Linked DNA regions of Mus musculus: regions 2, 3 and 4 are each linked to region 1. The links are chromatin loops, found by intact Hi-C in ENCODE. Cell type or tissue: heart. All regions are shown on one strand. Links, peaks and the distances in the headings refer to the core of each region. The heading gives the core; the rest is flanking DNA. Region 1 overlaps Fam166c (family with sequence similarity 166, member C). Region 2 overlaps Otof (otoferlin). Region 3 overlaps Otof (otoferlin). Region 4 has its middle 9.9 kb from the start of Adgrf3.

Region 1 (8,036 bases), core at 1,799-4,298:
CTGGAACCCACCCATGATCAGGATGCACACATAGCTGTCATTCCAGCTGGCGTCTGGCTTGCCTGGCTTCCTTCCATGGAGAAGACATCTTGGCCCTGCTTGCCACCCTTGGACCCTGGGGATGGGACCATGTGTGACCAGCATTTAAGGCCTATTTGCTTTGCCATTCAGCCAAGCCCTGTAATGAGTTTGGCCACTCTGGGGACACTTTAGGGTCCAGCTGTCTAGAGACTCTGGGACACAGGAGAAGTTCATCATGGGAACTTGTGGGAGCTGCCAGATGGCTATCTGCTGTGCGTGTGGATTTTCTTGTCTATATGCATCTGAGGGAGGGGATAGGTCTGATTACAAGGAAGAGTTGTTTTTGCTACAGTGTGCACTTGAATCCTGTCTTTAGGTCTTGACTCCCCTGTTCAGTTGAAATAGAGACTCATTACTTGACAGAATCTGCTTGATCTAATCCAGATGGGTGGAACGTTGGGGGAGCCCAATGGTGTGACACATTCCTCAGCTGTGATCTCCTCCCAGAACGGTCTATGGGACTTTGTGCCCTACCCTCTGCCCTATCAAAGTTTCCCTGGAGCAGCCATGTTGGGAGAGCATACTTTGACCCTCGAAGGTTGCCAAAGCTTGTTGCTACCTTGGCACCCACTCCCTGAGGTCATGTCGCTGAGAGTAGTTTAGTCCCAGCTCACTCCTCCAAGAAATAAGCTCAAGTATGTATAAAGACCTAATCAGCCAGCTCTGTCCAGTCAGAGCTGAGTACAAGTCACCCCCACTCCCTGCCACGCCACAGGGCCCCTGGGATCACTAAGACCCCCTCTGTTTCCACATGAGCGTGTGGTATTTGAGAAACCAGGACTGAGGAGCCCAAAAGACCCGGTTCAAATCCTGTCTGTGCTAATTCCTTACTATGTGTGCTTGGGCAACTTTCTCAGCATCCCAGAGGTAGGGCCGAGGTCCCAGACTCCGTAATGAGAAATGGGAGTCAGCTGAGTAACAACACTGAGGGAACTGTTTGGGGGTCATGCCACCCACCCTAGCCACTGCTGTGTGTTCTCAGTTATACTAGTGAAAGCAGGCAGGAGGTCTCGGTCCCCGAGTGGCCCGACACCTGGGTAGCCTTATGAGCCTGGCCTTAGTCATCCCCCAGTCCCACCTGCCTCGACCTGGGCACATCTGGATGGCCCACAGTGGCTGGGCACAGCTTCTTGGTTCGGATTTCTCCGGCTTAGCTCTCCCCAGTGCTCAGGGCACCTTCACGCATGGTGACAAGATCCAACTGAGAGGCACACGGGATGGTTGTGGCTGAAGATTTTATTACAAGCAAGCCAGCCTGGTCAGGCCAAGGTTCCCTGGGGTCAACCACCTGGTTTCAGGCTCTGAACTCGAAGTAAAGGTCCCGCCTTTGGCGCTCTTGAGAGGAAACTCTCTTCCCTGATGGGAAGGTCTGGTAGGTCCTCTTGTAGTCAGGGGATAATCTTAGTAGGTTCCACTTACTCTTCTCACTCAGAGGAGGCCTGAGGGTAAGGATGGGCCAGCGTCAGGCAGTGCGCCCCGAGGAGCGGGAGGAATGTTCACCATAACCCTTGTGCTCACTATAGCTTTGTGGCCCTGCAGCCATTGGCAGCGTGACATCTGCCGAGTGAACAAGGACTCGGGAGAAAAGTGACCTGGATTCTGGCCCTGCCTCCTGCTGGAAACAAACCCATGTGACAGTGAACTGCTGCTACTGTTGCCCTCTTGTTATCCTCTTGTTCTGAGGAGTAAATGAAGCTCTTTGTGTAAAGCACTTAGTGCAAGGTGAGGAGAAACTCAGCCGTTATGGGAGATGCTGACTGCTGCTGTGGTAGAGATGGTGGTGGTGATGATGGTGAAGGTGATGGTGGTGGTGATGGTGGTGCTGTAACTCAGAAAGGCTAGAGACTCCCCAGGATACAGAGTTGATCGCCGACCGTCCCCAGCCACTTAAGATACGCTATCTGTATCGGGCATGGCACGGTCAGCAGTGCAGACTACTGGATAATTTGGAGAAGAAAGAGATACAAGGACCTGAAGATTCAAGAGGGGGCATACATGGCAAGATATCAGAGACCTGTCCCCAGGAAAGGCTCAGTTTCAAGGGACTCACTGGCTCAGAACTGGCTCAAGAGAGACACAGGCAACCCAAAGGCTGAGCTGACCCACAACAAACATAGGTCTCTTCCCAGACGGGGTCTTCAACCATCAGGTAACCCGCCCAAGCTCCTGAGGTCTGCGCTGGACTCAGTTTACTTTCTTATGTGCCAGACCCATCTGTCTTACAGAGAGGCACTTTTAGAGGTACTAAGACAGTGTCGGCAAAGTGTACCAAACTCTGTGGGAGCAGCTGCTGTATCTACATCTGGATGCTGAGGCTGGGACTCTTGAGGCAAGCAGGGGTTAAAGGTTAGAAACCCAAATGTGTCCACTGACCTCCCAAGTCCACACCCCTCCCAGACAGACACAGGTGGGTTGCAAAAGTGGGGAGAGGAACAGGCTTCGAGTTGGTCTCTAGGTCACCTCCCTACCACTCCCAGCCATAAGGCCCCTGGGAGTAAACTTGCGAAACCTGTGCTTTGGTGGCAGGAGGGAGGGAAGGTCTTCCCTGGGGGCGGGCGAGGGGCTCTCTCAAGACACCAGAGCCGGGCTGTAAGGCGTTTCTTACTTTTTAAAACCTGGCTAGTTAGACTTTTAAGATAATCTCATGTCCCTGGTGCAAGACTAGGATCCCAGCATACCCTAGACTGGGTTCCATAGAAGGTGGGGGGGGGGGGGACGGGACGACGACAACAGGATATGGGTGGCAAGCTGATGACCTGTCCCTTGTCCACGTAGTGTCCCATTCATCCACCAGAGGGCAGCAGCTGTTTGGACTGGTTTGGACTGGTGCAGCTTTGAGAAGGGCCTTTGCAGAGGAAGTAGCAGTCAAGTTCCCACAAGCAAAGGCTATGGAGTATGTATCTGGTCAGGAAAATACTTCCTGATCCTCCCATGAGGGTTTCTGGCATCCTGCCCCCCACCCCCCAAAAAAGAGCTGCTGGATCTGGGACTCTGCAATAGCAGGCACCACTGGCTGTGTTAACTGTTTCTCAGGGTCATGGCTCCAGGGCTGGAGGAAGAGGAGATGCCCTGTGGATGTGTGTTTGTTGACCGCAGAGAGGAGGAGAGGGACACTCACAGGTCGGTGGGTAGGGGGTACCGGTCCGGCTCCTTCACAGGAAGTACAAAGTAAGGAACACGGGACAGAATGCCAGTCTTGTCTTGGTAATACTTCCGCTGCTGCTGGACTGTCTACAGCTCGGCAAAGAACACACAGCAGGTTGTTGCTGTACCACCTGTTCCAAGATACAGCTGGCCAGGGGTGCGGCAGCCCCACCCCCACCCCAGTGTTCCTGGTGAAATCCGTTCCTCCATCTATTGGGGATAGTGACATCATCACACAGCAGTTTTGATGCAGAGAGTAAACGAGACCAGGCTGCTAAGAAGTCTGGAATTCCAGTTTAGCATCTGCACACCTAAACACTGTCCACGCAAGCGTGCTCTAAGCACACCCATGTCCACGCAAGCGTGCTCTGCTCTAAGCTCTGCTTCTCCTTCACTCCTGGAGCAGGTGTATCAGTTGTGTCAGCCTGGGGAGCAAGCCTCCCACTGACACACTGATGTGACCCCATGGTTTCTCAGAGTCTGAGACCATCTACTCATCCTGTCCCGGGGGAACTACCCTCACTCAGGACAAGTTCCCAGCACTGACACCAGGCAGTATCTGTGTCTTTCCTACCTGGATGGGAAGGTATTTGTGAGAGAGGATGCTGCAAGGACTAGGGCTCCCGGAGCCTAGAGGGAAACGATACCTCATTCCCACAGGTGGGCAGCAGGTGGGCATGCTAAATCAGAGAATCAAAAGCACTAGGGGCATGGCTGGGTTCCCCCAGCTTCATCTCTCCATCGTGGACAGTCTGGTACAGTGGGGTGCACTCTTAGAGGGATGGGGGCTGTGGAGGATTAGTGGGTACAAGGGAACTTCGGGGGGGCCTTTGTGTATGATTTCTCTTGGGGTTTGTTTTCAGCCTTTTCCTTCATGTAGGAGGTAAGCAAGTCTCCCGTGCTGGCTAGTTTTATGTCAACTTGATACATGCTAGAGTCATTTGGGAAAAGGGAACCTCCATTGAGGAAATGTCTGTCCTGTAGGCAAACCTGTGGGGACATTTCCTTGGTTGCTAACTAACTGATGTGGGAGTGAGCAGGTCATTGTGTTTGTTACTATCTTTGGTAGGTGGTCCTGGATCTTATAAGAAAGAACACTGAGCAGCTATGGGGAGCAGGCTGGTAAGCAGTATTGCCCCACGGCTTCTGGCCCGGTTCCTGGCTCCAGGTTCCTATCTTAAGCTCCTGTCCTGGCTTCCTTCTGTGGTGGACCGTGATGTGGAAGTGTAAACCAAAGAAAACCTTTCTGCCCCAAGTTGATTTGGGTTGTGGTGTTTTATCAGAGAAGTAAAAACTCTACCACAAAGCTATAGAGTCACAAAGACTTCAGGAAGCAGAAGGAAGGGGTAGGGGACATACTTGAAGACTCCCCAGTTACATTGGATGTGAATGAGCGAGACAGAGCTGTAGAAAACCCTGGATTGCCTCTGCCCCTGGAACTCTGAAAAGGCAACCCTGTCTCCGGCCACATAGGCCTTCCCAGGCTGGGACCAGGCAGTCAGCTCACCTTGTAAAAGTTAGTGAGCTCAGTGGTGCGCCCGTTGTCCTGGTTGGATCGGCTGTAGGTGGGCTGGTGCAGCCATCGATCCCAGTTCTGTGAGTTATCAGTCAGAACCAGGGGGGAGTTAGGGGAGAAGATGGTGGGAAAGCAACCCCCACTGAGGAGCGCATAGCTCTTCTCCAAGCCTGTGTTGCGGAGGTCCTGGAAGTACTTGAAGGTGGTGTTGCCATAAGAAGAGCCAAAGGAGGAAGCCACACCGGGAACATGGCCTTTGTACCTGTAGGGACGGCAAGGAGGGGTGGAGGAAGACACAGCTTCATGACGTCCATGGCTAGTTCCCAGGCGGGCTTTTGATGACTGAGGGTCCCTGTGTCCCTCTGGCTGAGAAAGGATTCTTAAAGAGCACTAGAATGCTTAGGTCTTGGAGGAAAGTCACTCGAACAGGCCCCTGGATCCCTATAAACCTCGGAATACCCACACATCTCTCAGTGAACCTACAGGAAAATCAGAGGTGGATCCTCTAGCTTTTCTGAGCGCAGCCAGAAGATTCAGGTGCTGCATCTGACCCTGGTCTTCTGTGCTCATCCCATTAGAACGGGAGAAGTTGGTGTAAGTTGAATGTTGCAGGGCCTAAGCCTAATTGCGTTCTGTCTAGGTTATCTGTATCCCCCTAAGCTTTGCCCAACTCTGTGTCTGACCTAATATCCAGTGACTAATAACTCTTTTGAATGCACTAACTTAAAACCCTATTTTCTACTAACCAAAAGGCTCAGTGAAAATGTTGTCAGGTAGCATGTGGGACGTATAACAGAGAAAACTTTGCTTCAAGCACCTACTCAATGTTCCTCCAATGTATTTTTTAAGTGTCTTGATTCATGACTTTGTTCCGTCACTATAAAAGCTTCTTCCAGCATTTACCATGTTGGAACACAAAGTTTGGGGTAATCTAACTCTGCTTTCCAGGCCCACAGGCACTCACATTTGGCTCTACAGTAAACTCTCTCTCTCCTTTGTTGGTGGCTTTTTGGTCTTGCTTTTTAATTAAAAATTCTTTTTGAAGCTTCATACGCGAGTACTGAATTTACATCAGCTCTATCCCTCCAGCTCCTCTCAGAGCCCTCGCAGTCCTTCCCAAGATAAGTTGTTTTCCAGTTGGCATTCCCTTGGCTTCACAAGGTACTTAGTCACGTGACTCGGGGCCTTGATCTGTGATGCTAAATGCCCACGAAGAACTCTTTTGATGCCAAGGAGGCCCAGCAAGAGAGTCAGAAGATGTGACCGTGAAGACTCAGTGGCCCTTTTGAGATGGGAGAGCCTTGGCTACATGGCGCTAACAGAGGAAAGATGCCCAGCAGTGTCAGACACAGACCAAAGCTTTCCAGCCAACATAGATACCACTCCCCTCTGCTCCCTGCCTTCCAGCGTCTGACTGTCCTCCCTACTGGGAGAGCAGAGGACAGATCCCCTCCACTCTGGAAATGTCACTTTTGATTATTTTGTACTTAAACCCACTTCCCTGACCATTCATTTGAGTCTCTCCATCCTTTTCCATTCACTACAGAGAAAGAGGGAAAGAGGGAGAGGGAGAAAGAGAGAGGGGGAGAGAGAAATAGAGAAACAGAGACAGACAGATGGAGAGGGAGATAGACAGACAGGCAGACAGACAGACTGCAGACATGTGTGGAGGCAAGAGGTGGCTCTTGGGCTCCTCCATTGCTCTCCACCTGACTTTTTGAGGCGGGATCTCTCATTGCCTCTGGAGTTTATATGGTTAGACTTGCTGTCTAGTGAGTGCTGTGGGCCCTCCAGACTCCCAGGGCTCACATCATTGAAGTATTCTACCACACTTGGATTTTTAACTTTATGTGGGTGCTAGGCAACTGAACTCAGACCCTCAATTCACCTTTGTCTTAGTCACTCACTGTTCTAAGGCTGTGAAGACACTCCACAGCCTAGGCATCTCTTATAAAAGGAAGCATTTAATCAGGGACATACTGAGAGTTTCAGAGGGTTAGTCCATTATCATCATGGCAGGGAGCATGCATGGGATGGAGAGCTATATACTGATCTGCAGATAGAAGAAGAAACACTCGGCCTGGTATAGGCTTTTAAAACCCAATGCCTATCCCCAGTGACACACTTCCTCCAGCAAGGCCTCACTGACTCCAACAAGGCCACACATCTAATCCTTCTAATCCTTTCAAACAGTTCCACTACTAGTGACTAAGCATTCAAATCTAAGAGCCTTTGGGAGCCTGTAGCCATACCACAATGCAATATGCATTTAGTCTAACTTCAAAAGTCCACATAATCTTTCATGGTCTCAACAATGTTTAAAAGTACAAAGTCCCTGAGACTGAGACTAAAGCAATCCCTTAACAATAACCCCCTGTAAAATCAAAAGCAAAAAGCAGGTCACATACTTTCAACATACAATGACACAGAATACACATTATCATTCCAAAATGGAGGAATGGAAGCACAGTGAGGAAATACTGAATCAAATCAAGACCTAAAGCCGGCAGGGAAAACCCCAAATTCTGCATCTCTGTGTTTGATGTAAAAGCACTCTTCAGATCCCAAGTCCTTCCGGCTTTGTTGACGGCAGCACACTTTTTTGTCTTGAGCTGGTTCCCCTCCCTGTCAGCAGCTCTCCTCGGCAGGTACCCCCACAGCACTGGCATCTCTGACATATCAGGGTCTCCAACAAAATCCAGGCTATAGTTTCACAGCTTCGCACAATGGTCTCTCTGGACTTCCATGCAGAAACACCCCCAACACATATGCCTGGCCTCAGTGGCTTTCCTTTGCTGCAGAGGAAAATGCCACAAACCTTTCCCTGTATATCCATCCTTTGATAAAGCCAGAGCCATGTGATTGAAGCTGCCAAGTTCTTCTGCTTGCAGCAGCTGGAGCTTGCTGCCCTTTGTTTGATTACATGTGTGTCAGCTTTCTGTTGTTGATGGATTCCTTTACTGCTTAAGCTTTCTGTTGTTGATGGATTCCTTTACTTCTTAAGCTTTCTCTCAATTCCCTTTCAGTCTTTTAAAGGCTGGGGCTCCTTTGGGGTCTGTTCTGATACACAGGCCATGGCCTTCACCATAATCTAGCCTAGGAGTCCCCTTCAAGCACAGAGTGCTGCATGCAGCTGCACACTACACATCTCCCATGGGTCTTTCCAGAGCATGACCTGTCACTCCTACTTGGCCCAACAGTCTAGAGAACTCTCCATGAAGAGTTCTTCCTTCCTGCCCAGATGAAAACCAGACATCTCTATTCCTCACATCCAGCCAGCCCATAGGTCCCATCT
Region 2 (8,036 bases), core at 2,676-5,175, 59 kb after region 1:
GAATCCTGGGGGCCGGCCTGGTTCTTGGACCTCTCTTTTTAGGCTTAAAACAGAAACTCTGTACTCTGAGGCCATCTTTAAAAGCCTAAGAGGTCTTAGGCTGGTGGTCTTGGCTATCCATTTTGTCCTTTGTGGGGTCCTCAAAGTACCCTGGCCCTTCCATCCACTGTCAAGCAAGAGTACCTCACTCTCCTGTGCACCCCTCAATTCTCCTCCCCATTTACACTCCATGCCCCTCTTTTTGCCTCTCCCTTACTCGTACTGGAAGATGGTAGCCCACCAGAGAAGTTAAAAGGCTGTTATATCCTGTGGTGCTGAGGATAAATGTGTCTTACAGAGGCTGCCGGTGCTGTGGTTTAGGAGGCAGACATGGTCTCAGACCCTTGGTCCAGTGATTTAAGATGTGAGCCTGAGCAGGTTACATAACCCCTCTGAGTTCACTATACTCATATGAGGAAAATATAAGGATTTGTCTCCAAACAGCTATGGGAATTAAATGAGATAGATCTGCTCATTCATTTACTCCACAAACAGTCATGATATGCAAACTGTATGTCACGAACTGAGCTAGGTATTAAGGAGAGAGATGCCTAACCTCCTGGAGCTTCCCTCCTGTGAATGAAGTTCACCTGCCACGTGAGTGTTATCCCACAAGCTGATGGATCCAAGTAGCCCCGTTCTCTGTGGTTGACGTACACATTTTAGAAGGTGCTGGGATGGTGGTTAAACAAAAGTGAGATGAGACACTCAGCCTTGGAGTCAAAAATCCATTGCTCCTATGATCATGGCTGAACTGTAAGGTGTCCCAAAAGATGTGACAGCGCTAGTTCAGTGAAGCCTCTGCGGGACTCAGCAGTAGGAAGGGAGTGTAGACACAGAAAGCTGACCTAACCCTGGATCACATTAGAGGTGATCTCAACAGGGGAGGCAAAGGGTCTACTCTTTCCAGTAGCTGTGGCTGTCTGGAGTGAACACTCTAATGTTTTCCTTATAGCAAGTAGATGCAAACCTCAAGAGGAAGTCCTAGGGACATTTAGCTACTCACCCACATGTCCATTCATCTGCTCATCCATTGTTTCATTCATCCATCTGTCCCATCCCATTCATGAATCCTACCTATTCATGAATCCTACCTATCCATTCATCCATTAAACACATCCATTCCATTCACCCTTCTGTTCATTCATCCATTCACTTACCCATCTCCTCACCCTCTGCATTAGTCATGACTGTTGCTAAAAAGAGGATCAAGGCAAGGCTCTGTCCTCCAGAAGTCGTTTGTCATGGGAAGAGGAGAGGCACACAAGAACCAGGCTGTGTCACTAGGAGAACAGACATCTGGAAGAGCCAGAACTCTCAAACATCTGTGCTCTCTAAGGAAATGTTCAGTGCCCACCACTGGGGGAGGTGAGCCAAACAGATAAACCTCAAAGAGCAGATTTCAGGCCTGCTGTCAGGACCACAGAAAGTATGGCTAGGGCCAGAAGCCTTCTCTTTGTCTCCAAAGGGTGGCATCACTCAGTCAGCTTTTTCTGGTTCTACAAAATAATAATAATAATAATAATAATAATAATAATAATAATAATAATAATAATAAGGAAAGCATCCCCAAGATAAAATATGGCTTTCTTATTTGGTGTGAGACACTCTGTGATTAATAAGGCAGGGGAAACAGGGAGAAGAGAAGGGCCCAGTGCAGACTGAGTGGATACAGAAGAAAGCAGACTCAGAAACCGGGGAGAGAACCAAAGAACTCCACCCAGGGCCTGTCTACAGATGCCAGAGCTCTCAGGAGCTCAGTGGTAAAACCCTTACTGTGAAAAAAGGGAAACTGAGGCTCAGAGGCACATGGAGGTCATGTGAGAAGACTCCAGGAGAGCAGGGGCAGGACATATGTCCTCCACCTCCTCTTCTAACCCTCTGTAGCTCTCAGCAGCCAAAGCACATGAATGCTGCAGAAGAATCTGAAGAAGAGGTTGCTGATTCGCCACAGTGGGCATTGCCAGAGCAGACACCGAAGCGCAGAGAGCCTGGATCCATCAGGATTCCGGCTATAGACAAAGTAAAAGATTGAGGAATTTTAAGGGGCATTGGATGACCACACAGTGAATCTACCAAACATTAAAGCTCATTTTAGGTTTTCCTAAATGCAAAACAGAGGGAAGATAGAGCAAAGTGGCCTATCTCCTAACTGTGCCCTCCCTTCCCCCACCCAAGAGAAAGCAGGAAAGTCACATGGGACCAGGCCTGGTGGAGGATGACCATTCAAGCCACTCTTGGCCAAGACCTAAGATGTGAAGAAGAGACACAGGCCAACCTTGGAGTAAGGTGCTTGGAGCTAGGTGGGGGCTCAGGGCTTCCTACCTTGGAGTTAGAGAAGAGGACTATCTGGTTCTGTCCAGTGGTGTTAGGGACTGCCAGGAGGTAAAGACATGGTACAAGGGTGGAAAGCTGCTGGCCAGGGACCATAAGGTCCCCAAGTGTCCTAGAACCAGGGCTTTCTCCAAGAAACCTGGAACTTTCATGAAAACATATTAGGAAGAGGTTTTATGTATCCTGTGTAGCCTTACCAGGACTTTAAGGGGCAATGGCTCCTTCCACCAAGAATGCCAGCTGCTCTGAATAATTCAGAAGCCAGGAGCACAGTGGCAGCCGGACTGAGCCCGGGGCACTTGACACCAGCTCCCAGGGGAGGACGATAAATTATTGACAGGATTCTGGTGCCCAGTTGGTGCTCTGCTGTGGCCAGTCTGTGAGCCCATCTGCACTTGAGGCCTCCTCCCCATTGCCCACCTACCTGATAATTCTGGCTTCTCCCAGGCTACTCTGTAGGGTTTCCATGAGGGCTGCCCTCTTTCTAATGGGTGTGCTTCTAGGGCCACATAAGGGATGTGTGGTCAGCCTGGGGAACCAAGACCCAGCTAGACAGTAGGTTGAAAAAATTCTTTACTGAGATATCAACTGTCCATTTAAAACTTTATTGTTTTATGGGTTACGATCTTTTATTTATTCATGTTTATTTTTTTGAGGAAAGGGGAGCTGTTTTATACACACACACGCATTACCACCACCACCACCACCATCACCACACCACCACTTTAAGATCTTCAAGGGTCAGTGACAGCCTGGCTCTGTTGCTAGCGCTCACCTAACAGAGAAGACCAGACCTGGCTGAGCCCTCTAAATGCAGGTCACACACAATAGCAAGGAGAAGAGACAGTGAGGCAGAGGGCCTGCAGCAATACAGAGCTGGATCTCCACACCAGCATGGAGGGTGGGGGTGGGGGGAGATGGCATCAGAATCTTTAAGAGGAAAAAAAACAGCACAAGACTTGCAGAGGTTGCAGAACTAGCTACCATCACATAACTACCGGGGGTGAAGGCCCCCTGAGGGACTGCTACATCTGATTCCAGAGCAGAACTCTTCCATAGTCTATGCCTCCTCCCTTATGGAATGACAGATCACATGTCCTTAGAGCTTGACCCAGGGGGCAAGGAATGGGAGATTGGCCAGGAGGGCGGTTTGCTGCATGTTGCAGGCAGTGAGGTGTGGACTAGCAGTGGAAACAGATTGCAGTATTAATACTGGTGTTGCCTTCCATTTCCTGTCTGGACGAGGCTTGAAAGCTTGATGGGAGGGGTCATTTCAAGGATTCGCACTCGCCAAGTTCTCCTCCCAAGCCCCTCCCGAGTCTAGGATCTCAGACTGTAAAGGAAAAGAAATGTAGAAGACATCACCAGAGGCTCTCTCAGCAACTGCAGGGGAATGGCTCCCTCCTGCCCCCTGGGGGGTGTTTTGTAACATTGCAGCACCTTAGTAGATCCTAGGCACCTCCTTTGGCTACTCTCGGGCGTTTCAGATTGAGAACAAATGTGCCTGAGTTCCAGCCCTCAGCAGTTGCCTGGCAGGGCTTACTGGGGTGACAAGGACTCACAAGAGCCTGTCAGCAAAGGCTCAGGGTAGGACAGCTTCTCCATGTGTGCCCCAAGTGGCAGTAACAGCATCACCGTGCTTGAAAGTGCACATACTCAGGGCTCTCCCACCGCCACCTCCAGCCTAAAGGTGTAGCCTGCAGAGTCAGCAGATCCCTCTGGGGGAACTGTTAGAATATTAAAATTGGGTGTGCTGTGAGTGTATGCACTGCAGAAACCAGTGAATGCTGCAAACCAGCAGTGACAGCAGGTCTATGAGGAGTTGGCGCATCCCCAAGACTCCATTGATGCCACTGATGAGCCAAGCACTTGAGGCCTTTACAAGGCCAGTGCGTTCCTTCATGCCCACTGCTGACTGTTGTGATCTCACCAACTTGGTGTTCTACCCCTTCTCTTTATAAAGACAGGACATAAACTCCCTAGCAGTGACTTGGGATCTCCTGGACCCCAGCTCAGGACTCAGTGCTCCACCCACCCACCATGTGTATCTGCAAAGTGACGAGAACCCAAGATGGGACTGGAAGCTTCTATGGAACTTCTCTGGGAAGAATCAAAAACCCCTAAGTCTTAACTTAGCACGGGGGGATGGGAGACGTGCGACTCAATGAGGCCGTGAGCTTGGGGGGCAAGCATGTCAGAATCATCTCTTACAGCTGTTCCCACTGTGTGCTCTTGACACAGCTGGGAGGACTGGAGGGGGAGACATACATGTTCATGTGTATATGTGCACATGTGTATACAAATGTATGTCTCCTCTTCCTCTCCCACCCCATGTGTGCACATATGTGCTTGTGTTGCACACATGTACGCAAGACGTCAACATTGGGTGTCTTTCTCTATTTCTATCTACCTCATCATTTCTTGAGACAGGGTTTCTCACTGAAACCAGGGCTCACTGATTGTGCCAGACTGCCTGGCCATCGATGAGCTCTGGGGCTCACCTATCTCAGCCTCTTCATGCTGGAGTTAGAGATGAGCACCTCTGCTCCTGACCTTTTGGGGGGAGGGAGGGAAGGAAGGAAGGAAGGAAGGAAGGAGGGAGGGAGGGAGGGAGGGAGGGAGGGAGGGAGGGAGGGAGGGAGGGAGGGAGGGAGGGAGGGAGGGAGACAGATAGGCAGGCAGGCAGACAGGCAGGCAGACAGGCAGGCAGGCAGGCAGGCAGACAGGCAGGCAGACAGACAGGCAGACAGACAGACAGACATACTAGGGATCTAAACTCCGGTCCTCACTTTCATGAGACAAACATTTCAGTCACTAAACTATCTTCCTAGCCTCAGAATTTAAACAAACAAACAAACAAAACAGTGTTCTCCCTTAGTATTTTATAAGCAACAAGCATGTTTTTGTCAGAACTCACTCATATTTGTCATTAATTAGTTGCGTCGCTGTCCCCTTTCTTGGCCCCACCTCTCTCTACAAACTTCAAGTAGCACAAGTGTCCCCCAGATTGCTTCCAAGTTTCACATACTGTGTGTTCCTTGAACCTCTTTGTCACTTCTGTGGAAATGGCATGAGTTCTCTGTGGGTCCAGGTGGATGTACCGCAGGAAGGCATCTCTCTGAGTCCTCTGATCCCTCCCAGGGCAACAGCTTTCCAGTCTCAGCATTGATCAGGCACCCACCACTGCTCAGCCATTGAGGACCCTGGTGTGTGGGGAACCGCAGATGGAGTTTAAATATAGAATACACAGGCTGTCCTGTGAAGACCACAAGTAACAATTGGAGCATCAGGTGGAGGGCGTGTCGGGGGGACAAGCACGTCATTTATGAAGTGAAATTAAGATCATTAGCTTAGCTTAGAAGAAAACTAAGACAAGAAAGCTTAGGTGAGTTTCCCTGGGCAGACACCACCCATGGAAGCATCCGAGCTGGGTTTCTGCTGCAGAGATTGTCTCTGGTGTGATTCTTTGTGCTTGTCTCCGCTATACAACTGAATTAGGGGGGACTCTGTGGTCCCAGGAGCTTATGCACAGCAAATGTGGGGTGGATGTATGTGTGGTGTTGGTGATGCTAGAGGCCTCTACTCCAGTCAGGAAGTAGAAGAAAGGAGTGCTTGTGTAGCTAGAGGTCTAGGCTGGGCTGTAGCTCAATGGCCAATCACTTACTTGTCCAGTATGATGCAGAGTTCAGTCTCCAACACACACACACACACACACACACACACACACACACACCCTGACACTGCCACCCCCGCCATCACCACCACCATCATCAGAAGCCTCGATGCCTTCCCACCACCTTCCATTATGGCATCTGGAAGCTTCCATACTGCAGGGGACCAGCTGCAGTCCCGGTGCTACGTTCCCCATCTCTATCTGTGGACACCACTTAGAATTCTTTCTTCTTCATTTCCAGGGGACACTTAAGGGGTCAGACAATCTCATAACCTCAGGTTACTGGGCTACTGTCTCCAGTACCAGGCTAGGGTTTTCATGTTTCTCTCGGTCTCTGTGCCAGCCAGACACTGAGATCAGCCTTGCTCTGGCGCTGGCAATGTCCCTTCTGCCACTCACAGGCTGATAGGGACCTTCTGCATGGTGCTGCAGAAAGTGGTGGAGGAGAATCGGGTAGAGGTGACCGACACGCTGATGGATGACAGCAATGCTATCATCAAGGTAAGTGTGTTGGACAGTCCCAGACACTCCACCACCCAGTCACCTAGGAGCCTGCTGCATCTCCCACAGACGAGGGTTTAGAACCATGGTTCTCAACCTTCCTAATGCTGTGACCTTTCAATACAGTTCACTATGCTGTAGTGATCTTCAGCCATAAAATTATTCCTACTGCTACTTCATAACTACAATTTTGCTACTTCTATGGATTGTAACGTAAGTATCTGTGTTTTCCTGTGGTCTTAAGGTCATTTGACACACAACCCCTCAGGTTGAGAACCACTGGTCTAGACAATGCTCCATGACTGACAAGGGAGGCAGCAGGGGACACCAGGGAGGCTCTGCCAGAGCTGATTGGTATGAAGGCTGGTGTTAGAAACCCTGTGGTGTGGATGGGTCTATGCCAAGTGGATACTCCACTTTTCCCATGTGCCAGGTGAGGTTAAGAAGGTTGCCCCCCACTGATGTGTGTCTCCATTTGGATCCAGCTCAGGAGGGGATTAGAGGTACCTCTTACCATCCAATGGCTAGATTGACCCTTGCCAGCCCTTCTAAGGCAGGATCAATCTAGAGATTCAGGATCAGGATCAGAAAATGCTTCTGCTCCATTTGTCCATTTCTGATCAAATCAGCATGGGCATGTACGTCCCCGAGTTACCCTCCAAGTCCTCTGTGGCCACTCACAGGCAGCCAGCAAGGTGGTGAGGAGCCTGACCCATGGATAGGATTCTTGGTTAGATCTGTGTAGCAACTGCAAGGTCAGCAAACGTATATCAGCCTCACAGGCTTGTTCTAGGGGGTCAAGGGCATACAAAGAAGGTGCTTAGAATGCTAGGTGGTGTATAAAGAGCGTTTATCTCCTACCTTAGTTTTACCCCCATGCAAATTAAGGCTGTGCCTTCTAGACATGGTCCCTCCACCTGGGTTCTGTTTAACATCTGCACCCAGATGTGGTGTTCCACTTTCTCCAGAGGGAAAACCAAGGCAGCTCCCCAAGACTCCCCTCTCTAGGCTATCAGTTAAATCCTCAGAAGAGTTGAAGAAACGCTAACTGCACAAGGTTGTAGGAAGCCCAGGGCTGGGTCTTCTCTGAGAAGACATGCTCAGCTAACTGTACCACTTTGTCAGAGGAGCCCCCTTGTGCCTAGGTTCTAAGGATGAGGAGTTGACCTAGTCTTTGGGCGCCTGGGAAGAGGAGAGTCAGGTACAACAGAATCAGGGTCTCACTGAGCCAGCTGACACCTCACCATCCATCTTACTCAGCCTTATTCTCTCATCTAAACTGAGGTGGGAAGGTCCTCACCTAGTCTTCATAGGGAGCGAAAGTGCCTCCCAGATGCCACAGGCACCAGGGTACTGCTCTTGCCTGCGCAACTGCTCACTGTCCCTCTCCCTTCAGACCAGCCTGAGCATGGAGGTCCGGTATCAGGCCACAGATGGCACTGTGGGCCCCTGGGATGATGGAGACTTCCTGGGAGATGAATCCCTCCAG
Region 3 (8,036 bases), core at 2,081-4,580, 90 kb after region 1:
TATTTCCCAGGTAGCACTTGGTTTGCTGGTTATCTGTATGCCCTTTCACACCGTGGTGTGCCTCACAGTCCATAGCCTGCTTGATCCTGTAACATGATGCTCGATGTCCACACCCCTATGTTACAGTTCTCTGGGGGTTATGCCAAAGAACACATGTATAAGTCTATACTACAAAAAGGACAGAACTTGCAGAGGGCTCAGATTTGCTGGCTCCTTGGTCGGGGTTCTTCTACACACAGCCTATAAACAAGTACTCGGCTTTTGACATTGTAGCACAACATCATCTACAAATATGGTGGGCTTCCTGCAAAATGAACACAAGTAGTAAGAAGACGGTTCCATCCCCTGGTAGGAGACGGGGCCCTACTCTTCACCCATTCCGTCTCTCAGAACTCAGTAGCTCACCACTACTGCCCACATGAGCTTTGAGCCTCATGGGAAATGAGGGACACAGGCAGGCACTGCTCGGAGGGAGGGGCCGCCAGCCACAGCACTCTGCTCTCTCTCCCCCCCAGTACTTTGTCTTCGACTTCCATGTCTCTCCTGATGTCATGTTTGACAAGATCATCAAGATCTCGGTGAGTGGAGGGCTGCTGAAGCTAGTGGGCAGGACCACACTGACTAACGCAGGACCTCAGCACGGCCCTGTAATGTGCTGTTCATAACACAGCAGCCCTATGCCTGGATGCATGGCTGGCCAAAGGGGAACAGAGAATGGATATTGACCCCCTCTTGCCCCTTCAGCTGGATTCCTCTGTAAAGTGTAAAACCTACTCATATATGTAACGGCATTGGGGGGAGGGGAGCATGGCGTTGGGCAGGAGAGGCTGATGCTGAGCTTTCAGCAAACCAGCCCTGTTCCCTGCCAAATACCTTCCCACTTTACTAAGAAAGATGGAGGTAACACTATCTATCATCAGTGGGCCCTGCCCCTGCCCCTGCCCCTTCACACCCCATCCCCAAAGGCTACTCCCTGCAGAGCCTGACTGGCTGCTTGTGATTCTGCTCTGGAAGGTTATCCATTCTAAGAACCTGCTTCGGAGCGGCACCCTGGTGGGTTCCTTCAAAATGGATGTGGGGACTGTGTATTCCCAGCCTGGTGAGTAACCCCTCAAGAACTGGCTCGTGCATGCAGCTCCAGAACATGCTTGCTATTTGGCTCCTGGCATCCATCAAGGAGCACAGACACAGCCCACTGTCCATGAGTAGGGCAGCCACGGGAGTGGCAGTGAAACCGTGTGCACTCTACACACAGATGTAGGAGTCGTGTGCGCCATGTCTGATAGGTGTTTGCTCATTATGGGGGAAGGGACCTGGGAATAACAGTACAGAGAGGTAGCTCAAATACACGTGGTACAGGAGAACATCACCTCCCCTGTGTCCTATGAGAGCAGTTATACAGAGGGCAGTGAGAGCCCTGGAGGGGCCGTGCCCACCCACTGCCTCTGGCTGGCACCTGCTGAGCAGAAAAGACCCTGCTGTCCTTACAAAATCCCCATCACCCCCTGGCAGTTAAGAGGCCTGAGACTCACAGATGTGCCAGGGTTTGGCCCAGCCAATCAGCTAGTCAGGGGGATACCAGGGCATGTGGTATCCAACAAGTGAACCACCCAATCTAAGCGTGGTAACAACCAATGGCAAGTGTAATGCACAACTTTGGGGCACTCTGGGCTCTAAAATCGCTTTTCACAAGGGACCCCAGTTACCCTAGGAGCAGCTATGGCAAGAAAGGCTGTGTCTGATTATAATTCCACAGGTACCTATGGCCAGCGCTGTATAGAGTTGGTATGGGCACCCCAAGAGTTGGTATGGGTACCCCAAGTGATGGTCTAGAGCAACAGTTCTTAATCTGTTGGTCGGGACCCCTTTGGGGTTGAATGACCCTTTCACAGAGGTCACCTAAGACCGTCAGAAAACACAGACATTATGATTCGCAACAGTAGCAAAATTACAATTATAAAGTAACACTGGAAATAATTTTATGGCTGGGGGTCACTACAACATGGGGAGCCATGTGAAGGGTCACAGCATCAGGAAGGCTAAGAACCACTGGTCTAGAGGGCTTGTCACTAAGTGGCCAACTTGGGGATATCCATGTCCCTGAAGTGAAACTACTCAGAAATCAATAATTACCCTACAAGGCCCTTTGTTGGTGACAATACAATCTCAATCCAAATTGTCACATTTGACATAAATCAATTAAATAAATAAATCATAAATCAATTAAAGACACAGTAACATCCCTTCAGCTTTACAGAGGAGCCAATGAGCAGAGAGAAATGGGGAGGGGCTTGGAGGAGCCACTCAGAAGTAGGTGAAACAGTTGGCATTTTCTTGTGGCCCTAATAACACTCAGCTGGTGCCCACTGTAACAGTGACTTGTATCAGGAGATGTGAGTCTAAGACATGAACTCATGGGTCAAACCATTCCAGATGTGTGAGACCTCAAAACACCTGTAGGCTATCTGTCCAGATAGAGAGCTGGACTGGGGGTGTATCTCAGTGGGGTACTTGCCTGGCATAGCCAAAGTGCTGAGTTAAATCCTCTGCCCTCTATAATCCAGGTGTGGTGGCACACAACTATAATCCTAGCCCTTGGGAGGTAGAAGCTGGAGAATCAGAAGTTCAGGGCCATTCTTAGCTATATAGTAAGTACTGTAACTATGATTCATGAAAAGAAAGAACAAGCCGGGCGTGGTGGCGCACGCCTTTAATCCCAGCACTCGGGAGGCAGAGGCAGGCAGATTTCTGAGTTCGAGGCCAGCCTGGTCTACAGAGTGAGTTCCAGGACAGCCAGGGCTATACAGAGAAACACTGTCTCGAAAAACCAAAAAAAAAAAAAAAAAAAAAAAAAAAAAAAAAAAAAACAAGAAAAGAAAGAACGATGGATAGGCCCAAGGTGATAAGGAGATTTACCTTAAAGTAAGAGGGAGAGCCTGTTCTGATACCCAGGCCTTCCCACAGCCCCGTACAGGATGGGAGCCTCCTGGGAAGCAATGAGCTACACTTTGCTACATTGCTTCGCAGGAGACAAGCCCAGCCGTGCCCATAGGCTTGAGTGCTGCCAGGGTCTCTGGAGATGGTCTCCTCGCTAGGCCAAGCATCAGCAGACCTTCAGCCAAGATAGAGTGGGAACTTAGTATGTGCCCACAGTGATTGAGTTCTGATTGAGAAACTGCTGCTGAGGGCAGTGGTGGAGTGCCCCCTAAATCCCAGCACTCAGGAGACAGAGGAAGGAGGATCTCTGAGTTCGAGGCCAGTCTGGTCTACACGGAAAACGCAGCTGTTATGGAGGAGGTGGGTTCAGACACTGGACATGTTCCAGTAGGTCTAACTTCTCAATCCATGTAGACGTGGTTGTTCCTGTCTGACAGTAAGGAAATCGAGACTCTCCAAGTCCAAAACTACTGTGGAGTAACTGTCAGACAGAAGTTGAGCTCAGGCCTTTGTGGGCCTCTGCACTAGGGTAACCCACTCCCAGACTTACTGCTCCTCCCGGTAACCTTCCAGAGGCATGGCCAACCTTGGCTTGATTGCAAGTGCAGGAAATTGCTTGCTGCTGCCCTCTGCTGGAGATGAGTTGTAGTTGCCGTGGCCAGAGCTACCCTTTCCTTGGTCGCGGCTCTCCAGTTGTTCTTGCTTCTCCAGCTGGAGATTGCAGCCTCCAGACTTGAGGCCTCAGAGACTATGAACCCGGTGTGCATCCCACACAAATGCCCCTCAGCTGCATCCCTGACCCTCAGCCAACCAGAAGTGGGACACTCACACCCAACTCTATTTCATGTATGTCAGACCCAAATCTGCCGCCTGTATTTTTTGCCACCTATAATCTTCAGCCATGTTTTTTCAGGTTTATCTTCCAATAGCTTTTGGGTTTAAAGGTAAATTCTGTTTTGCCAGAATTGTGATCTTTCCTTGCCAAATTCACTCAGTTTCACCCAACCATGTGCATGCCTTTTCCATCTACCCACTCATACAAACATCCACTCCTTTGTCCACAACATAACAGACCCTGCTATAAATTAGTCCACCCACCATCTATTTACCCATACATTCCCAAGGCCAGCGGGCAGCCACACTCAGCCCTTGTCTGTCTCGCCAGCTCCTTCCTATTTATATCTGCTCAGAGCCATGAGGTCCAGGAAACTATGGCACCCTCCTCCTGAGGCCACCAGCTCATCAGAGGGGCCCCAGTGACTCCAAACACTAAGGTTTCCTGGCCCCTCAGCACCCTTGACTCTCAGTTGACACTGCTATGGCCATGACCGTCGTGACAGCTGGGCCAGCCGACCCACACACACACAGGCTGTATTCTGCTCCCTTCCCCAACCTCAACTCGAGGGTGCCACTGGGCTCAGAACCTTGGAAGACACAGGTGGGAAGGGAGGGGAGCGGGGTGAGTTCTGAGCCCCTGCAGATTTCAATTCCTGCAGGAAACTGTTAAGCAGGTCTCCCCACCTCGTACCTTATCACTAACTTTAAAATCAACCCAGTGGGGACAAATCTTCCTAAAATGCCTCCTTTGCTGACACTTGTACCTTTCTCTACACTGTCCTGTGGCCTGGGGACACCAGAAGGCACACTGCTAATCTCTGCACCAGTCTCAACATGGAGACAGGCATTGCGTAGGTGATTTCTGTGGTGGGGGGCATGCACACGGGACCCTGTGAGCACTGAGAGGTCAGGGCCTATTCCTCTGAAGGGGTCAGGGGACGCTGCATGGAAGAGGAGACTCTTGGATAAAATGATCCGTTTTCCAGCTAACTAAGGAGGAGGAAGAAGGCGAGGACATTCGGAGCAGACACAATGACCTAGAGTTTGGCTCTGTGTAAGCTCAGGAAGCAATGGGTACTTTGCCTGGACAGTCCTGGGGTGGTGGGACCAAGCAGGGAAGAGAGTAGCATTGCCACATGTTTGGCTTCACCTCAAGACACGGAGAGACTCAGAAGGGCTGAAAGGAAGAACATGATAGGTAAAGCCTCTATTATAGTAGGCCCTATCTAGCAGCTATGGGGGCCAGCTGTAGCAGGGACCACAGCAGAGACTGCAAGCTGTGAAACTGACTTGGAAGCAATTCGGAGTCCTGACACTTGCTCCTGGGCAGGGTCTCGCTCAGCCCTCTGCCTGCAGAGGCCCTCTGTCTTCACTGGCTGAATGCAACCAGAGCCATGGCCTTGAGTCTCCTGAGCCTGCAGCCTTGAGCTTGCAAGCCCTAGCAAGCACTGAGCTTGGACGCCCTGTGGAATCCTGGGATAGATGGTAAATGCAATGCCCTTCCACCTCTGCAGAACACCAGTTCCATCACAAATGGGCCATCCTGTCAGACCCCGATGACATCTCTGCTGGGTTGAAGGGTTATGTAAAGTGTGATGTCGCTGTGGTGGGCAAGGGAGACAACATCAAGACACCCCACAAGGCCAACGAGACGGATGAGGACGACATTGAAGGGTGAGGCTCCATCTCCCCTAGAGACCTGAACACAAAGTTCCCCCAAAGGAAGCTTGTAGAGTGGTCTGAACCCAGAATTCTTACCATTAGCCCCCTTACTTCCACACTTCACCCTGCCAGTCTCTCCTCTGGGGCCCAAGGCAATGTGGTCACCGGGGTTAATGGAAGGTAGTGCTTTGACATCTAGACTTCCGGCTGAGAAAGCTGGTGGGAAGAAGAGATGCTGGCGACTAGAAGTCCTCCTGCTGCCAGGGTCCATGCCATGCACTCAGATGAGATGTCACTCAGGGCGCCAATCTTGGGCCACAGATAGTGGCTGCTGAGAAACACTCTGGGACATTGTCTGGACTCTCAGAACGTGCCTGGGCCTGGTCTTCCATGGGCTGGGAGAGGAGACAGCTCCTGGAAGTTCTTGTCTCAGGGAAGACACAGAGCTGTGAAAGCTGATGCCACACTTAGCATCCCGCATTACAGTTTACAAAGCTCTGTAGCCTATGTACTGCCTTCCTGAGATGTGGCTGTTAGCATCACCGCCACCTTAACGAGGAAGAAACTGGGGCTTCTCCTTCTGTTGGAAAGTGTTTCTCAGAATTCTAAAAATGGATAGGTGCATGAATTAGTATCTTTAATCATAGTCTGGGTCCTCTCATGCTGTCCTTCACAGATTATGCTAAGCCCCAGGCAGCTGCTAAGATGGTGTGTGTGTGTGTGTGTGTGTGTGTGTGAGAGAGAGAGAGAGAGAGAGAGAGAGACAGAGACAGAGACAGAGACAGAGACAGAGACAGAGAGACAGACAGAGCACATATGCAAGCATTCACTTGCTTTGTCTCATCTCCTCCCTGTCCACCATCCGCTCTGCCTCTCCTCCCATCATAATCCTTGCATAGCTCTTGTTCTAAGGACCTAAGAGGCAAAGAGGGTTCTCTAAGCCTGTCAGTGGAGATGACATGCTGCCTGTGCTCATAGGAACTTGCTGCTCCCCGAGGGCGTGCCCCCCGAACGGCAGTGGGCACGGTTCTATGTGAAAATTTACCGAGCAGAGGGACTGCCCCGGATGAACACAAGCCTCATGGCCAACGTGAAGAAGGCGTTCATCGGTGAGAACAAGGACCTCGTCGACCCCTATGTGCAAGTCTTCTTTGCTGGACAAAAGGTACTGGGGATGGAGGTGCTGAAGGCCGGGATGGTGGGCTCGGAGTAAAGGTGAGGGATGGGAGGAAGGGGCAGACCAGGAGGAGTCTGAAACCCCCAGCTGGAAAACACATGCACATATACATGCACACATGCAGGCACACTCGCGCTCACACACACACACACACTGGCACACATAATATGGCTTTTTTCCCACCAGGGCAAAACATCAGTGCAGAAGAGCAGCTATGAGCCGCTATGGAATGAGCAGGTCGTCTTCACAGACTTGTTCCCCCCACTCTGCAAACGCATGAAGGTGCAGATCCGGGACTCTGACAAGGTCAATGATGTGGCCATCGGCACCCACTTCATCGACCTGCGCAAGATTTCCAACGATGGAGACAAAGGTCAGCAGCATAGCATAGCTGTATCCAGAGGAGAATGGGGCATGATGGGAACATGACTGAGGCCCCTTTCCCTCACACCACCTCCGACCCCAGCCAGACAGGGTTTTTAAGGGTTTCATTTGTAGCCCCTGCCTCAAGAAAACAGGGACGTAATAATTCAAAACTCCTGGGAGCTGCCTGGATTTAGCGATTACCTCTGCTGCTTTTGCACCTGTTTCCCCATTGACCAACTGAAAATGAGAGTTTTCATACAGGGAGGTGCACGTGCTCTGTGTATGTGATCTCCATGTCTTTACTGGTAACTGATGAGAACAGTGACACCTGTCTACAGGCCTGTGGAACTGACTGTAACCCAGAATCCAGGAACACAGGGAGACAAAATGCCATTCCCGTGCCCCCTAATACGTCCAGACAGATAGACATGATACCAAGTGACCAGAACAGCAGGCGGAAGAAATAAAGCCTACAGTACAGTTCCATATATAGGAAATACCCAGAAGAAGTGACTCCAGACAGAAAATAGGCTTGTGCATCCAGGAACAAAGACAGGGTGGTCAGAAGCACCTGCTGAGGGGAGTGGGGCTTCTTTAGGGTGGCCACAAGTATGACAGGGTATGACAATGGGCGCACAACATACTGAACATGCATACGATAGCCACTCAAATGTGCACTTTAAATGACAAGTTCTATATATGAACTGTGGCTCATCTGTTTAATGCTTTGTTTACAAAACTAACAAATAATTAAATACAGAAGCTAGGGAAATGGGTCATGAGGATCTGAGCTTAAATACCAGAGCCTATGTTTACGTGTGTGTATGTGTGTGTGTCTGTCTGTCTGTCTGTCTGTCTGTCTGTGTATCAAGGAGTGATGGCACTTGTAAGCCCAGCATTAGGGAGGCAGAAACAGGATCTCTGGGGTTCCTTAAATCCCAGCCAGCCTGGCCAGCTTGCCAAGCTCTAGGCCAATGAGAAACTCTGACTCAAAAAAAAAACCAAAAACCAAAAACAAAAAACAAAAATCTGAGATTGGCCCTCCTATGCACACAGG
Region 4 (8,036 bases), core at 3,159-5,658, 270 kb after region 1:
TTCTTTACAGGAAAATTTAACACCAGGGGCACTTATAATAAAGAGTGCCTTAACATCAATGGTGATTCTTTATAGTTTCCAACAGTGCTTAACCTTCCCAAAGCCACAGGAGGAGAGGTCCCCCAAGTCAGTCTCAGTATGAAAGCCTTATAGGAATTTAGGTATAAGTAAATATAGGAATTTACTTATACATACTTACTAATTCTTGTTCAAATGATGAATAATTGTTTTCATTCATTACTGATGAGGATGGCCATTAAATAAACTGATCTCTGTCTGGGAGATGGCTCGGCTCATAAAAGCATTTACCATGCAAGTTGACCTGAACACATGGTAGAAGGAAAGAATTGACTCCCCAAAGTTATCCTCTCACCATACACTCCTGGGCTCCAACACATATACATATACATATACATATACATATACATATACATATACATATACATATACATATACATATACATATACATATACATATACATATACACAATAATAACGAATAGAATTGTTTGGGGGGGCTTGGGGGGGGTTCGAGACAGGTTTTCTCTGTGTAGCCCTGGCTGTCCTGGAACTCACTCTGTAGACCAGGCTGGCCTCGAACTCAGAAATCTGCCTGCCTCTGCCTCCTGAGTGCTGGGATTAAAGGCGTGCACCACCACTGTCCAGCTATGAATAGAATTTTAACAACCGATCTCAGATAAAGCTGTATACAGGACAGTTTAGTTTTCAGCCTTCTAGAAGCGCTCAGAGTAACTGAGCAATTGTATGTTATGAACAAAGAAGTAACTGATACCTATGTGCCCTCCCCGAATCTTCCTCCCCATTTTAGCTGCACCCAAATGGAGTAAAAAACACCTTTTAAATAAGGAGCCATTCGTGGTGCCATGGAGGGCAGGGAGTTTTTAGGGAGTTTTGCCATGGACTGCTTTCCTCAAGATTCCTGAGAAGGCTAGGGCGGTGATTGAAACCAGAAGATTGGCAACACAAATATCTACTAAGTGCAGCTCTGAAATAGCTCTGTGGGGGCCCAAGGCTATGGAGCTTGCTTACCCAGAATGCAAGTTTGGACTGTGTCTTAGTTAGGGTTTCTGTTGCTGTGAAGACACACCATGACCAAGGCAACTCATAAAGGACTACATTGAGTTGGGGCTGGCTTACAGATTCTGAGATTCAGTCCATTATCATCATGGTGGGAAGGATGGCAGCATCTAGGCAGACATGGTGCTGAAGAGCTGAGAGTTCTACATCTTCATCCAAAGGAAGCCAGGAGCACAGTGGCAGTCTCCCAGGCAGCTAGGAGGAGGGTCTCAAAGCCCACCTCCACAGTGACACACTGCCTCCAAAGAGGCCACACCTCCTAAGAGTGCCACTCCCTAAGCCAAGCATATTCAGACCACCACGGCTGGCTTTATACTTAGGAAATAAGATTTAGGAATATGAAACAATGTGTAAAGGTAAAGGCTTCATGATTCCTTCATGCATCTTCCTTGAATAGTAAGCACTTACTAGCTACAAATAGCCCAGTGACTGTGAAGAGATAGAAACTAAAGTGATACATGGTTCGGGCAATGAGTTACTACTGTTGTTTCCTGTGAAGAGCCAGAACCGTCCTGCATGACAGATTCTTTGCTCCAGCCTTCTGCTCTCCTCCCCTCCTGAGAAAGTGTGAGATACACTTTCTTGGACAGAGACTTAACCTTAAAGGTAGGAATCAGGAACATAATTTGAAAAGATTTTGAATCAATAACTGAGATCCTCCAGGTGTTAACATTAATATTTTGTTGAATAATCTAGAATATGGGATACAGAGATAACTTTATAAATGAGAACTGGAGAGATGGCTCAGTGGTCAAGAGCATATACTGCTCTTGCAGAGAGCCTAAGTTCAGTTATCAGAATCTACTTCAGATAGCTCACAACCTCTGGTAACCAGTGCCAGGGGATCTGATACTTTTAGCCCATGTGGGGTACCCACCCGCACACACACATATTCAATTAAAAATCTTGACATTCTTAGCAGGGCGTGGTGGCGCACGCCTTTAATCCTAGCACTTGGGAGGCAGAGGCAGGCGGATTTCTGAGATTGAGGCCAGCTTGGTCTAAGTGAGTTCCAGGACAGCCAGGGCTATACAGAGAAACCCTGTCTCAAACAAACAAACAAAAAATCTTGACATTCTTATAAATTTATTAATGATCCTTAGCCCTTCATATTGCCATATCAATAAATACAAACTGCAAGAAAATACAGTATAAGCCTGGTGCAGTAGTACATAACTAATTCCAACAGTCAGTGAGCTAAGGCAGAAGTCTTACAAGTTCAGGGTCAGCCAGGGCTTCATAGAGTGACCCTGTCTCAAAAACACAAAAAACAACAAACCCCTTACTTTAAAAGATAAGCAAATAACAGCTGAGCATAGTGGCTCATCCCTGTGCTGAGAAGGCTAAGGCAGGAGGATCTCCCTAAGTTAAAGACCAAGGCTACAGTGTAATAATACTCAAAAACAAACAAATTACTGAAAACTTAATAACCTAACATAAGACCATGGATCAGCCATTTGAGATGGACTTAGTGGAGCAGTTCTGGTAACTTCGGGTATGGTTTGATAAAGCAGTCACTACACAAGGATGCATCATGTTATACATCTCAAACATACACATTTTTATCAGTCAGTCATACCCCTTGTTCTTAAGAGCCTTTCCTTCCAACACACACACACACACACACACACACACACACACCACATACTGAACATACACATACAGGCACACAGTGCACACTCACACTGCACACACACACAACATATGAACACACAATGCGTGTGCTCCTAGCCTCCCTGGAATCTGGGTTATTCACTAGTCCCCAGATAACTCAGATTCTGTGTATAACGGATTCGTTCATATATAGCTGATTAGCTCTGTCTGAGCCTTCAGGTTTCATCTTGTCCATTTTCTTCCACAAAACTTTTGGTGCTGTTTTTCAAGACAGGGTTTCCTGTGTAGCTCTGTTCTGGAACTTTTTACTCTCTCTGTAGATCAAGTTGCCCTCAAACTCGGAGCAGCACCCGCCTCTGCCAACTGATTGCTGGGATTAAAGGTGTGCTCTACCACACTAGGCTCAAACTTAACCAAACAGGCATGGTTTCCCTGCATAGCCCTGGCTAAGCTCAAACTCACAACCATTCTACCTCTGCTTCTCAAGAACTCCAAGGAAACTGGGTGTCTCATTTCTCACCCCACACCACCTAGACTTGTCCATCTGTCCTCCATGGTGTCTCATGCATGCCCATTTCACCCTTCTTATCTGTGGGGAAAAGCCGCATCAAATGTACCTGTACCCTGCACCGTGTCTAACAGTCAAGAGGCCCTCAGTAAGCTTTCACTGAGGAAAGATGAATCACAAGGGAATAAAGAAATGCATGTTGCTGACGTCAGCAAGTGCTAATGGCTTCATACTCATTCACAGCCACTTTGGAGTGATATAACATTGTGAAATAACCCAAGCTGGGGGCAGGGCTGTTATTACAGAAATGAACAGGAACCTGTGACCGTGGAAAATGTCTGCCTGATGCACTGATGGGAAGGCGAGTAGCTGAAGAACCCCAGGTAGGATCAGGAAGTGGGCTGGTCACCTGAAGGATGAAGACATGGTAGAGAAGTGGGGCTTTCAGCTTCAGTCCTCAACCTCCGTGGAAGGGAGGAAGTACAGGCTCACCCCTGACGGCTAGCGTCTCAGTCAGGCATATCAACATAATGAAACAGCCAAAGGGGCTGGGTTTGGGAAGCTCCCAAAGGCTACACGTGGAGGTTCCTGAAGTTGGTGTACCCAAAGAGACGAGAGGAGCACCTACATCTTCCCACATTGCTTGCCTCCTGTGTCTCTTCATGACACAAACTGCTAATAAATGGATAAAAGGAGTGCGAGTGATTCTGAGTTGTAGAATATCTCTAGCAAGTTAATTGAGTCCAAGGAAGATGAGGTGGGAATCTTGGATAGCCAGTTGGTCAAAAGCACAAGCAAACAACCTGGGCCCTGAGATTGGCATCAGGGGTGGGCATCTGCCCATCTGATGTCAGCAGTGTGGATTGTTGAGAGGGTAGGAAAAATGATTCTGTTTTTTCCATAGAATGACAGAGAGCCATTTTTTTTTTACAACTGCAGAAGACAGAAGCAATCAAATGCCCAGTTAAATGAAAACCTAAACTATAGTGAACTAATATAATAAAGTACACTGTACCCTTAAAAAGGTAAATAAATTAGGGGCAGGGACAGGTAATAAACAGTTCTGTATCTTTCCTAGGGAAATGTCTGCCTCCAAATTGGGGTGATGCCTGCAACCCAAAGAATCCATATATGCAAGTCCAGTGTGACGAGAAGAATGAGTTTATTAAAGGTTGCCCACGGAGTGGAAGACAGCTGCCTGTTTACTGGGATTCCACACTTCCCACCCATCAAACTTCTATTTTTTGAGGTTCTAAAACGGAGAGCAAAATTTGTACAAACCTGGGCTTTGAGTGCCACCTAGCGTTAGAACAGCCAGTGTCACTACAAACATATTAGACCTAGAGCTAGGAAATGTTTGTTTATGTCCACTCTGCTCTTGTCCCTTTGTTATTATTGTTATCACATTTATTTAATGTATGTGTGTTTGTGTGTGTGTGTCTCTCTGTGTGGGTGTGGGTGTTCACATGCCTGGAACAACATACACATATGCATGTTAGAGAGCAACTTGTGAGACTTCCTTTCTTCCAGCATGAGGGCCAAGGGATTGAATTTGGATCATCAGGCGTGGTATACGAGCACCTTTTCTTGCTGAGCCATTTTGCTGGCCAAACCTTTCTTACTAAGTTTTCTACTGGTCTCAACAGATTGGATTCAGGTTCCGGAGTCTACACAAGTGTGGGTAAGAATGGAGAAAAAGTAGAATCCATGCACTTTGAGTAAGAAATGTAAAATGGTTCAGGGTCTGTGGGAAAATGTTTCCTAATTCCTCAAAACTGTAGGTTTTCCATATGATCCCTCAGTCCCGCTCCTCACTCCAGAACATGTCACAACTACCCAGAGCCTGGTGCCTTGACATCTGAAGCTCCATGAGACATCCCTCAGAACAGATCCCTCCGTGTATCTCCCATCCCAGTGCTGACAAGGGCCATCTACAAAGCCTGTCTGAGTCCACTCCCACCCACAAAGAAGCAGTCACCGCCATTCCTTCTCAGACCTTATATTAATTAAACTCAAATCAAAAGAAGGACTCAGGTTGGTCAGCACACTGGAGAACCTTAGGTCCAGCATTGTCCTCAATTTTGGTCTCAGAATCATTAACAAATCATTGTCCGTTCTAAAGAACAGATTTGTCTTAGGCCTGGAATCATGTACTATTCTCCTGATGTCCTCTACCCCTTTCTCCCCTGTAAAAAGACAAGTGTGTAAATGTGTGAGCACTTTGACCCAGGAGATTGTGGTGCTTTATATATGCTTGGACCAGGAAGTGGCACTATTAGGAGGTGTGGCCTTCTTGGAATAGGTGTGTCATGTGGGTATGGGCTTAAAGACCTTCATCCTAGCTGCCTAGTCTTCCACTAGCAGCTTTCAGATGAAGATGTAGAACTCTCAGCTCTGCCTGCGCCATGCCTACCTAGATGCTGCCATGCTCCCACCTTGATGATGATGAACTGAACCTCTGAACCTGTAAGCCAACCCCAATTAAATGTTGTCCTTTATAAGACTTGTCTTGGGGGCTGGTGAGATGGCTCAGTGGGTAAGAGCACCCGACTGCTCTTCCAAAGGTCCGAAGTTCAAATCCCAGCAACCACATGGTGGCTCACAACCACCCGTAATGAGATCTGATGCCCTCTTCTGGAGTGTCTGAAGACAGCTACAGTGTACTTACATATAATAAATAAATAAATCTTAAAAAAAAAAAAAAAAAAGACTTGTCTTGGTCATGGTGTCTGCTCACAGCAGTAAAACCCTAACTAAGACAGAGATAAAGGACACACTTGGAGTTTTTCTCACTTAGTAAATTTTGCAGCTTATAAATATGCTTGTTTATTTGCTTGGTTTTGATATAGGATCTTTCTACATAGCTCTGGCTGCCCTGAAACTTATCATGTAGACCATGATAGGCCTGTAATTCACAGAGATCCACCTGTCTTTGCTTTCCTCCTGAGTGCTTGGATGAATGGTGTGTGCCACCATGCCCCAGATAAAATATAAATCTTAATACCTTGTCTCCTGTATAGTCTTAGTCAGCTTATCCTGGGGAACCCTCAAAAGTTAGAGGGAAGGCAGACATGGCGGTGCATTTCCGTAATCTCAGCTGAAACAGGAGGGTTGATCACAGAATAACAAAACAGAAAGCAAGCAAAGGAATAAACAAAAAGCCACAGGAAAACTCAAGTCCAAACAAGCACCAAGTCTTGAAGTTGATCTCTATACTGTCCTCTCTATACAGGCAATGCTCTTCCAAATTTGTGGCCTGGCAGTAAAGCCTTTTCCTTTAGAAAGTCAAGCCTGGGAATGTTAGGAATAATATTCAGGTTTGGCAGGGGAGTGGGACATGGGACATTTGAATCAAGGCCTCCTATAGTGAATGAATCGCAGTGACACAATACACACCGTGGGCATGCATGCATGCATGCATGCGTGTGACACACACACACACACACACACTTTGTTTCATAGGTATCTACCTAGCTTCGTGGCACATAGCTTGTAAAACCCTAGGAATCCCCATAGTGGTGCGTGTCCTTTTATATGCTATTGAGAGGACAGGTAGAGCTCCTGGGTAGCCTCAGTGTGACCATCTGGTTACCAGGGGAAACAGCTCTCCAATTAAAAGCTTAGAAGTGTCAACTCTGCCCAACCAGGAGAACAGAGATGAGCTGGGGATTTGGTGAATAAGTCACTCATGCAGATGTGATGAAGTCTCCATACACATCCCAAAGCTGAGAAACCCAGTGCTTCTGGGTTGGAGTGCATGCCCAGAGAAGACATTAAACACGCCCATTTCACAGGCCTTGTGCTGTGCCTGACTTCTACCTGACTGTGGCGCTTCTCAAGGATGCTCCCAGGGAGGGTGTTGCCCATGAAAAAAAACAATTTTTGTAGTTTGTCTTGAGATGCAATCTTGCTTTATATAGCCCAGGCTGGTCTCAAACTTGGGATTCTCCTGCCTCAGACTTTTCAAGTGACTGACTTTGTAGGTGTATGCTGCTGCACCTGTCAAGAGCCACTTTTGAGCCTTCCTCCTGTGGCTCAGGCTGGATGGATAACTAACTGGTGGTAGAGGGTTAGAAAAGGCAGCCTTAGAGACAACTACTTTTATGGACCCTGTTTTGAGACTGAAACGCCTCTAGGACGTAACAGGGCTCTTGGAAATGATAGAAAAAAGTAAAAATTATTAAGGAATCATGCTATGCACGAGATGTCTTGTTGGAGAGAGTCTGAAGTTCTAGATTGTTTGAGCTGCTGATTGTGTGGACTATGGGGGTGTCTTAGGGTTTTACTGCTGTGAACAGACACCATGACCAAGGCAACTCTTATAAGGATAACATTTAATTGGAGTGGCTTAGAGGTTCAGAAGTTCAGTCCATTATCATCAAGGCGGGAGCATGACACATCCAGGCAGGCATGGTGCAGGAGGAGCTGACAGTTCAACATCTTGTTCCGAAGGCTAACAGAAGAAGGCTAGCTTCCAGGCAGCTAAGAAAAGGATCTTAAAGCCCATGCCCACAGTGAAATGCTTCCTCCAACAAGACCACTATTTGGAGAAATAGTGCCACTCCCTGGGCCAATCATATTCAAACCATCACAGGGAGTTTTGCTTGTTTTACTTTGATTTAGCAAAACTCTATGAGGAAAATTCTTCCTTTTTTGTCTCTCTGGCTGTCTTAAGTCTTCTACCTTCCATCCTTCTGATTTCTTGCTCTGTGATTTTCTGTTGTGTCTGGGCCTCACAGTCAAGGCTGGACTCGAACTTCTGATCCCTCTGCCATTCCCAGTCCTCTGGGATGGCAGATGTGCTCCACCAGGCCCG

Evidence for each region. A loop is a pair of places that touch in the nucleus more often than their neighbours do. Peaks named below come from ENCODE experiments on the same cell type or tissue, not always from the same donor. Only the 100,000 strongest peaks of a DNase experiment are listed, where the experiment ranks them.
Region 2: a loop joins it to region 1, with 8 times the contacts of the local background. A loop is called at or near these places in 18 of 42 quality-filtered maps.
Region 3: a loop joins it to region 1, with 4 times the contacts of the local background. A loop is called at or near these places in 9 of 42 quality-filtered maps.
Region 4: it touches region 1 in a loop (5-fold over the local background); 19 of 42 quality-filtered maps call a loop at or near these places.

The regions. Positions count from the first base shown.
Region 1 is chr5:30,477,352-30,485,387 of GRCm38, reverse strand. Fam166c (family with sequence similarity 166, member C) reads right to left here. Exons shown (of 4, transcript NM_029285.1): 2 at 4,733-5,003; 3 at 3,200-3,312; 4 at 1,301-1,520. The coding sequence ends at 1,376. Among named protein-coding and RNA genes, the nearest start is that of Fam166c, 15 kb to the right of the region's middle. In heart, for the core only: CTCF peaks have their summits at 2,689 and 2,888 (motif pointing right); no DNase peak of the experiment used is centred there; H3K27ac peaks cover 379 bases.
Region 2 is chr5:30,419,487-30,427,522 of GRCm38, reverse strand. It overlaps Otof (otoferlin), which reads left to right. Exons shown (of 47, transcript NM_001286421.1): 4 at 6,448-6,547; 5 at 7,944-8,036. Among named protein-coding and RNA genes, the nearest start is that of Otof, 38 kb to the left of the region's middle. In heart, for the core only: a CTCF peak has its summit at 3,788; no DNase peak of the experiment used is centred there; H3K27ac peaks cover 324 bases.
Region 3 is chr5:30,387,184-30,395,219 of GRCm38, reverse strand. Otof (otoferlin) reads left to right here. Exons shown (of 47, transcript NM_001286421.1): 10 at 516-578; 11 at 1,015-1,099; 12 at 5,289-5,448; 13 at 6,415-6,601; 14 at 6,800-6,986. Among named protein-coding and RNA genes, the nearest start is that of Otof, 71 kb to the left of the region's middle. In heart, for the core only: a CTCF peak has its summit at 3,565 (motif pointing left); no DNase peak of the experiment used is centred there; H3K27ac peaks cover 294 bases; H3K27me3 peaks cover 235 bases.
Region 4 is chr5:30,211,567-30,219,602 of GRCm38, reverse strand. No RefSeq gene overlaps it. Among named protein-coding and RNA genes, the nearest start is that of Adgrf3, 9.9 kb to the right of the region's middle. In heart, for the core only: a CTCF peak has its summit at 4,526 (motif pointing left); no DNase peak of the experiment used is centred there.